Regions from separate parts of the Homo sapiens genome. Here region 2 is linked to region 1. The links are chromatin contacts, found by Hi-C or POLR2A ChIA-PET in ENCODE. All regions are on one chromosome and are shown on one strand. The core of a region is the stretch at or near the end of the contact, and the rest is flanking DNA. Distances in the headings are between cores, read along the strand shown. Region 1 holds the start of BCKDHB (branched chain keto acid dehydrogenase E1 subunit beta). Region 2 overlaps BCKDHB (branched chain keto acid dehydrogenase E1 subunit beta).

The links. Hi-C counts contacts between places; a loop is a spot of excess contacts on that map. ChIA-PET counts read pairs that join two places held with the same protein, here RNA polymerase II (POLR2A). Pooled maps may share reads with other maps.
Region 2: a map of endothelial cell of umbilical vein shows a loop between it and region 1 (4-fold over the local background). The contact joins the enhancer-like site here to the promoter of BCKDHB in region 1. A Hi-C loop is called at or near these places in 2 of 168 maps with a recorded cell type or tissue (Caco-2 and endothelial cell of umbilical vein) and 5 of 50 pooled maps. POLR2A ChIA-PET finds 5 or more read pairs at or near these places in 3 of 52 experiments (MCF 10A, WTC11 and activated naive CD8-positive, alpha-beta T cell).

The regions. Positions count from the first base shown.
Region 1 is chr6:80,104,330-80,108,280 of GRCh38, reverse strand. It overlaps BCKDHB (branched chain keto acid dehydrogenase E1 subunit beta), which reads right to left and starts at 1,610. Exons shown (of 10, transcript NM_183050.4): 1 at 1,392-1,610. The coding sequence starts at 1,587. RefSeq lists enhancers at 1,268-1,347, 1,314-1,814 and silencers at 1,398-1,497, 1,528-1,727.
Region 2 is chr6:80,180,356-80,184,475 of GRCh38, reverse strand. The region is part of intron 6 of BCKDHB (branched chain keto acid dehydrogenase E1 subunit beta); the gene reads right to left. Among named protein-coding and RNA genes, the nearest start is that of BCKDHB, 76 kb to the right of the region's middle. Within about 2 kb of position 2,000, at least 2 of the 41 ENCODE cell types and tissues checked have a DNase peak (open chromatin) inside an H3K27ac peak, as active enhancers do; they include endothelial cell of umbilical vein, where a contact is called at or near this core.

The sequences.
Region 1 (3,951 bases), core at 361-2,860:
CTGTTTCACAATACTGGGACGCCCTCCAAGTAAATTATATCTACACGCATCTTAGTACATTGTTTAGAATGGAAGCTCTGGAATCTGATCAATTAGATTCCAAAGCTGGAGCTTTGGAGCTACCACTAACTTACCTGTGTAATCTTGGTCAAACTGTCTCAAGACTCCATTAACCTAACTGCAAAATGGGAATAAAAACTTTACTAACCTTTTAAGGTTGTCCTAACCCTTAAATGAGATGATGAAACATACACACAGCACCTGACCCTGGTAAGCACTCAATAACTGTTCATTCTTATCCACAAGACACACTTCCAAAAATGTCAGCTCTAGCATGCACATGAGAAGTTATTAGACAAGGAAGCAATACATGTTTCCCTACAGTTTCCTGATATTCTGAAGAGAGACACTGGATCTGATATTCTGATGAGAGACATTACATGAAACTTGCAGAAATGGTAAAAATCATGCAACAGTCATACTATGAGGAGTTTGCTACATGCCCTTCCTATGGCTTCCTCCTCTCATCCCCTTCACCTCCTTGGCTAAGTGGCAGCATAGCCCAGGACAAGCTCAGTACTAAGCTCAAGTAGAAAGTCTGAATTCTTTCACATCTCTAGGAAGGACCTGTTCTGTGACCTTGGGAAAATCAGTTCAATTACTCAGAATTCTGTAGGTAAGAAGAAACCAAGGGACATATATACATATATGCATATATATATGCATATATATGTGTGCATATATATATATGCATATATATATATATGCGCACATATATATGCATATATATGCGCGTATATATATCCACACATATATATATGTGTGTGGATATATACACACACACACACACACACACATACACACAATTTCTGTATGTAAGAAGAAACCAAGGGACTGAGTAACTGAATTGATTTTATATACATATATATATTTTATATATAATATATATAATATACATTTAAAATATATATATATAAACATATATATATATCTTTTAAATGCCTCTACCTAAGCTAGTGGCCCAGTCCTGGCCAGGCTGGAACAACACCTAAGGCCTGGGTTGAGAAAGCAAGGACGGAGGACAGAGAAAAGGGAGGCGTTCCCTGGGCACCACCCCTCCACCCTCAGGCTCTTCCAGGTGGCAGTATGCCCTCTCACCCATCTCAAAGTTGCGGGGGAGGGGGGACTGCGTCTCGAGGGCTGAACAGTCACAAAAATAGAGCAAGAAGTGAACCACAGTTAGACCCTGAGGCAAGGAGGTTCCAGAGAGTCAGGAAGTTAATAAGCTGGGATGCAAGGATTGCAGCCTGCCGGCCCCTGCCCCTCGCGGGCGCCTGCGAGCCTGGGAGTCCGGGCTGCAGCGGGACCGAGTGGGCAGTCCCAGGGCTCACCGTACTCCCGGGGCTCCGGATCTGGCTGGAAAGTAAAATGAGCCACCTGCCGCCTCTGGGCCGCATCCTCGACAGTCGCGGCGGGGTGCAAAAAGCCCCGCGCCAGCCCCGCGCCAGGAAGCCGACGCCAGTGCCCCTCAGCCCCTGCCGCCCTGAGCCTGAGTAGCCAGCCGGCAGCCGCCGCTACAACCGCCATCCCCGCTCACCACCGGGATTCTCAGGCTATGCAGCCGCACGCCGCCTGCGGGGAGGGCGGAGCACCCGAGGAGGCTTCCACATTGGTCGGGCCAGAGGGGCGGTCCCATGAAACAGACCAATCGGAACTGGAAATTTAGGGGCGGGGAAGGCGACGTGACGAGCTGGTCGGCTTCTGCTCCTTGTGCGCATGCGGAAGAGGGGAAGTGTGGGCTAGAGGTGGCGCCAATGAAATAGTTTCTGGGGTGGAGCCTCCCCGAGGTCGGCCGTGCGGTCCTCGGGTGAGGACCCGAGTTTGCAAAGTTCCACACAGTGCCTGGAGGCGATCTTTTCCGGTGTCATTTACAGTGCCATTTCCAATGGTTTAACATCCATACTTTTTTTTAAATGTAACCCTTTTTTATCCTGTCCTGTCTCTATTATTGTGTGAGAGGTGAAGAGAGCTACTGATTGGCATTGGTTATTGTTTTGACTTTCGAAAAACTGCTGTAGTCACTGCTCAAAGCTTTCACTCCTTATTCACACCCTCCTTAAAATGCTTAATAAGCATATATAGATTTTTATTGATTTCGTTTTTCCACATTTAAATGAGAGATGAAAGAGGTAAACTTAGATTTCATCCTGCAAATCCACTGAATAGGAATTCAGATACATTTTGCCCAGAAGTAGCAAAAATTACCTGATTGGCTTAGTCTAAGTAGCTTAGAAACCTGGAGAATTTGAGTCACTAATTTTCATTTATAGTAATCAACTATGTAAATTTGTTTTAATCTAAGTGTTTACCAGGATACATTCTCTGTCCATGAATTTACTAAAAAAAAAAAAAAGCACATAAAACATGAAATATCATAAAATCAAATATGACAAGAGACAACAGAGACAGTGTGTCCATCAGATGAAAATGGGAGGGTGGGGAAGGATGGTCCCAAAACAGAATTTGAAGAAGAAAGTGGGAGTGGAGGAAAAGAACATTCCTCTTCCATTATGCCTTGCCTCTTAACCCATCTTTGGTTTTGCACAGGGGCAAGGGAGGAGAGGGTAGAAATGGGGCAAAAGGAGAGGCAGAGAAATGTGTTTTCTGACTGAGATTAAGAAACAGCAATTGAAAACTGCCAAAGGGAGAACCAGAATTATGTCTCCATTTTTCCTACCCCCACACTAAGTCCAAAAATTCAACATTGGGGAAATTTTTTATCTTGGCTTTTGTTAGTGTTCATTTCTGCTGTTTTAATAGTGTGGGGTAGAGTGTTTTGCATGTGCATGAAGGGTATTTTTGTTTTAATGAAGGAAGGGGTAACAAAATGAAATTACATTTACATAGTCAAATTTGGGTTTAAACTAAGGAGAGTAAAGAACAAGGATAAAAATGAATAGAGCTTTTTTTCTATTTGTTGATAGTTTAGGGAGCTGGGGGTACTGAGATTATTTAGGTCGGGGAGAAAAAGAGAAAAATAATAACTGATGAGAATTTTATTGAACCTCTGCTACGTACAACCCAATGACAAGCCACCATTGAGACAAATAAGATCAAGGCATAGTTTTACTTCTAAAATGTCCAAGGTGGTAGAGAAAAGAGACAGATTAGGCAACTACAATCCAATGTGATAGGAGTCCTAGAATAGTGCAAACAAAGTGAAACACAAAAAGAGCAATAAACTCTTATTTGAAAGTCAAGTGTTTCCAGATATAACTCTGAGCTAGACCTAAAAGATGACTAGAAGTTACCAGGCAGACTAGGGAGAAAATGGCATTCCAAACTAAGAAGAAACCTGTATAAAGGCTGATAGGCATGAAGAGCACAGTGCATTCCAGGAAGAGAAAATAGCTTGGTGCTTCTAGATTCAGGGTGTAGGGAATGATACAGGGTTAACAGAAAAAGTAGGAAAAACAGATTAAAGGGAGATTTTGAAGGTCTAAGAGGTTTGAACTTTCAACTACATGCAGCCAGGAAAAACAAACAGAGCACCTGCCAGATTCACCTGTTTTGCAAACTGATTTTTTAAATTTTCCCCATCTCTACCACACCATTTGCCTGGTAACCATGAAAATGTCTATGTTATTACAGTGGGACTTTCCTCCATTCCCCTTGCCCTGGCCACATTTACTCAATTTGGGAAACTGTCCTTTTCTGGGAATTTTGGAAGTGTAGTTTAGAAAGAAAGATCAGATTATCTTTAAATGCCACTAGGAACTGCAAAAAATGGGAGTTTTCAGTAATTTCGTGAACCAGAAAAGGTGAAGAGTGTGATTATATTTGAGTTCCTGATTCCATTTATTCCCAAGGCCTAACTGCTTTCTGGTCCTGGGGTTCTATGAGACATCACCGTATCCTTAAAATGTATTCCCCTCTTTGTTTAAGCTATTT
Region 2 (4,120 bases), core at 751-3,250, 76 kb before region 1:
ATGAATAAAACAGTACCTCACATCTCAATGCTAATGTTAAATGTATATGGCTTAAACGCTCCACTTAAGAGATACAGAATAAATAAAAATCTACCAACCAAGTATCTACTGTCTGTCTTCAAGAGACTCACTTAACACCTAAGGACTCACATAAACTTAAGGTAAAGGGATGGAGAAAGATATTTCATGCAAATGGAAACCAAAGCTAGCAGGAGTAGGTATTCTCAGACAAAACAGACTTTAAAGCAACAACAATTTAAAAAGTCAAAGGGGGATATTACATAATGATAAAAGGACTACTCCAACAGGAAAATATCACAATCCTAAATAATATGCATCTAACACTGGAGCTCCCAAATTTATAAAACAATTACTACCAGATGAATAAGTTGAAACTTATTTGCACACCAAAACCTGCACATGGATGTTTACAGCAACTTTATTCATAACTGTCAAAACTTAGAAGCAACCAAGATACCTTTCTGCAGGTGAATGAATAAATAAACTGTGTTACTTCCAAACAATGGAGTATTATTCAGCATTAAATAGAAATGAGTTATCAAGCCATGAAAAGACATGGAGGAATCTTAAATACATAGTACTAAGTGAAGGAAGCCAATCTGAAAAGGTTTCATACTGCATAATTCCAATTATATGACATTCTGGAAAAGATAAAACTATGGATACAATAAAGCTATCAGTGTTTGCCAGGGGTTGAAGTGAGGGGAGACAAACAGATGAAGCACAGAAAATTTCTAGGACAGTGGAAATACTCTGCAAGATATTATAGTGGTAGATACATGTCATCATACAACCCACAGAAGGTACAACACTAAGAGTGAACACTGATGTAAACCATGGACTTTGAGTGATGACAATGTGTTAACATAGGTCATCAATTGTAAAAAATGTACAACTCTGATGGGGATGTTGGCAATGGGGAAGGCTATGCTTGTTTGAGGTCAGTGGGTATGTGGAAAATCTCCATGTCTATCTCTCAATTTTGCTGTGAATCTAAAATTGCTCTTAAAAAATAACTCTTAATTAAAAAACGGCAAATTCTGATACACAAGTGAATAAAAACACAAGGTTTTCACTCTTACAATTGCCAAGTTAAATGTCTGACAAATATTTCCTGTTTTCATTTTTAGATTTTAGTAACAGTTACTTTATTGAGTCTTGCCGCCCCACAGTACCTGTGGTAATGATTCCCTATCCTTCCATAGTTTTTCATTAACTGCTGTTTAGACACACAGCATCTGGCTTCGTCAATCATGCATTACTCAGGGCTAAATTGAATATATGGGGCTTAGAGAAAGCAAGAAAGGGATTAAGAGATACAGGTTGTAGAATATTTACAATAAAGAACACAAGCGTAATTTTCTTCTTCTACATACACATATATATACAAGCAGAGATGTTTTCTTCAACATTTTTTAAAATAACCAGAATTTAGAAACAATTCGTTGTTCCATAATAGGGAAAGGATACATGTGAAGGTACATGTGAAGAAATTTTATGACTATAAAATGAATACGGTTTTATGAATATAAAAACCAGCTAAGCCTATGTGAATAGATACAGAAATATATCAAAAATATATTGGTAAAAAAAGCAAGTTATACAATATTTGTAACATGCTCTTATTTGTATTATTTGTGTGTGTACATTTTATACACTCACATACTTGACTAAATGGATAGAAAATAATTTGCAAAGCAAGTTACAAAACAATGTTTATAATACAATATTTTTATGTTACACATACAAAATCTGTTTACATGGAAGTAAATGTATTCTATATATTCACATATGTATGTAAATATAAAAGCACAGAAAAAGGCTTAAGGAAAGGAGTTCAAAGTGAGCCAGTAGGAAAAGGGAACTTTCACTATATTATGCTATATAGTTCTGTGATGCTGGAACTTTTTACAAAGAAAACACATGACTCATGGTATTAAAATTTTATTCAGGAACAAAAATAAATCACTCTACCACATAGCTTAAGCTTAGTCATTGAGAATGTAAATACCTTAAAGCTAATGATCAAAAATAGATATCTGCTTACGGTCAAACTTAGCCTGAAAAGTGAATAATATTAAAAATATACCATAGCATAAGAAAATCCCACTGGGTCCTATTCCATGAATAGTTCAGTTTATTAACTCAGTCACAGAAGATATACAAACAAATTCAAAGGCAATTGCACTGTCAGTTGACTGAACACCTTTTGATTCTTCCTGCTACTCAATACTAAGTCAGGGCCTTCTCATCACAAAATAGAATAATTGCCTATTAGCTGAAGTCCTGCCGGCTTTAGATATCTGGAACTGTAGATTTACAAGAAATGCTACCATGCGATTTTAAGAACAAAATAGAAATCTACTTGACCACTTCATAGAAGAAATATGAAATAAACAAACATGACTTGTAATCAAATGGAAACTGAAATAAATTAATAATATACGTTTAAAAGTATAGATAAAACAGTCTTACAGTATATAAAACAAAAAGTCAACAGTAGTTAGAGGATGGACTTATGAGTTCCTTTTATCTTTGTTTGTACTTTTCAGTACAAACATATATAAAAGATTAAGCAATAGACAGAATCCAAATCTCCCTGTATTCACACCCTTCTGCAATATGAGTAGGCATCTTTTCCCATGAAGAGATGGTGTCTATTTGTCCTCCTCTTCAACTTGGGCTGACTTTGTGACTTATTTTGGCCAACATACTATGGCAGAAGTGACAGTATGTCAACTCCAAGCCTATGCTTCAAGGGCCTTACAACCTCTGCTTCCACCAGGTGAACAAGCTTGAGCCAGCCCGCAGGGTGATAAAGGGACAGATAGACCAAAGCCTATCAGCCACAACTGGTGAAATAGCCCAACTAAAATCAGCAAATCCAACCCACACCTGACCTACAACTGACTATAGACCTATGAGGAAGCCTAGACAAGACCAGAATTGCTGAGCTGTGACCGGCCTAAATGCTGACCTGCAGATGAGCTATATAAAGAACATTGTTGACTTAGCCACTGAGTTTCAGGAGTGGCCTGTTAAGCATCGATGGCTGACAGTCAGAGTATGTGTTACCTTTATAATGAGAAAAATAAATATTTTTAAGAAAATAAGGTAAGCCATTGTAAACCAATGCCTTAATTATAATATTGTGTACAACAAAATAAAATTATCTGATTTTCAGCAGTTGTATACATTTTTAATTTAAAAAGAAGAAATTAAATAAACTCAAGAGGGTATCAGAACTACCTCACTGTAGTTAAGGATCCAGCTGACATTTAGCAAACCTAATTGTCTTAGTCCACTTCGTTTTGCTAGGACAGAATACCTAAGACTGGATGATTTATAAATAAAATGCATTTCTTAAAGTCTGGAGTTCAACTCTTTCAACTAAAAGAGTTGAAAGTTGTTGCCTGTGGGGAAAGATGCTTGGATTTGGTGAAGGGTAAGGTAAGGAACTGCTATTTTTTATTAGAAGCTATCATTTGACTTTTTAAATTATGTGTATTATTTCAATTTAGAAACTAATTTAAAAATCTAACAAATGAATTCAATTTCTCCCACTAATGGATCCAACTTACTCTTGTGAGTGTACCTAGCATTAAATATACTAACCCGCACAAATTAATCTGCTTAATGTAAAATACAAAATATTAATTTCTCTCTTTACGTACACTGATACTTGGCAAAAAATATTTTAAGTCTTCTACCATTAAAAAGCTACTTTAAATAATGTTCGTCTCTTCAAAATATATGAATTCATACACAATTAGTACATCTGCTAAAAAAGTTCCTCAATATCATTATGTCCTATTTTTACGTATTTTTGGATTATCCAGAAATCCTAGAAACAAGACAAACAATACAAGGATTTTAGTCTTTTAGTCTGTCTTGATTTCCCACTAGAAGAATCACAGATGAAAATCATATTTAATTCAATATCACTGATGTCATGTGTCATTCAATTAAGTAAAACCAAAAGACATTAAAGAATATCTTCTTCACAAGATGCCTATATGTGATAATGTCACACTGACTCACTCTTTTTGAATCATCACTATTTTGTACATTTTTTACACCAGCTGGATTTTTCTGCCTT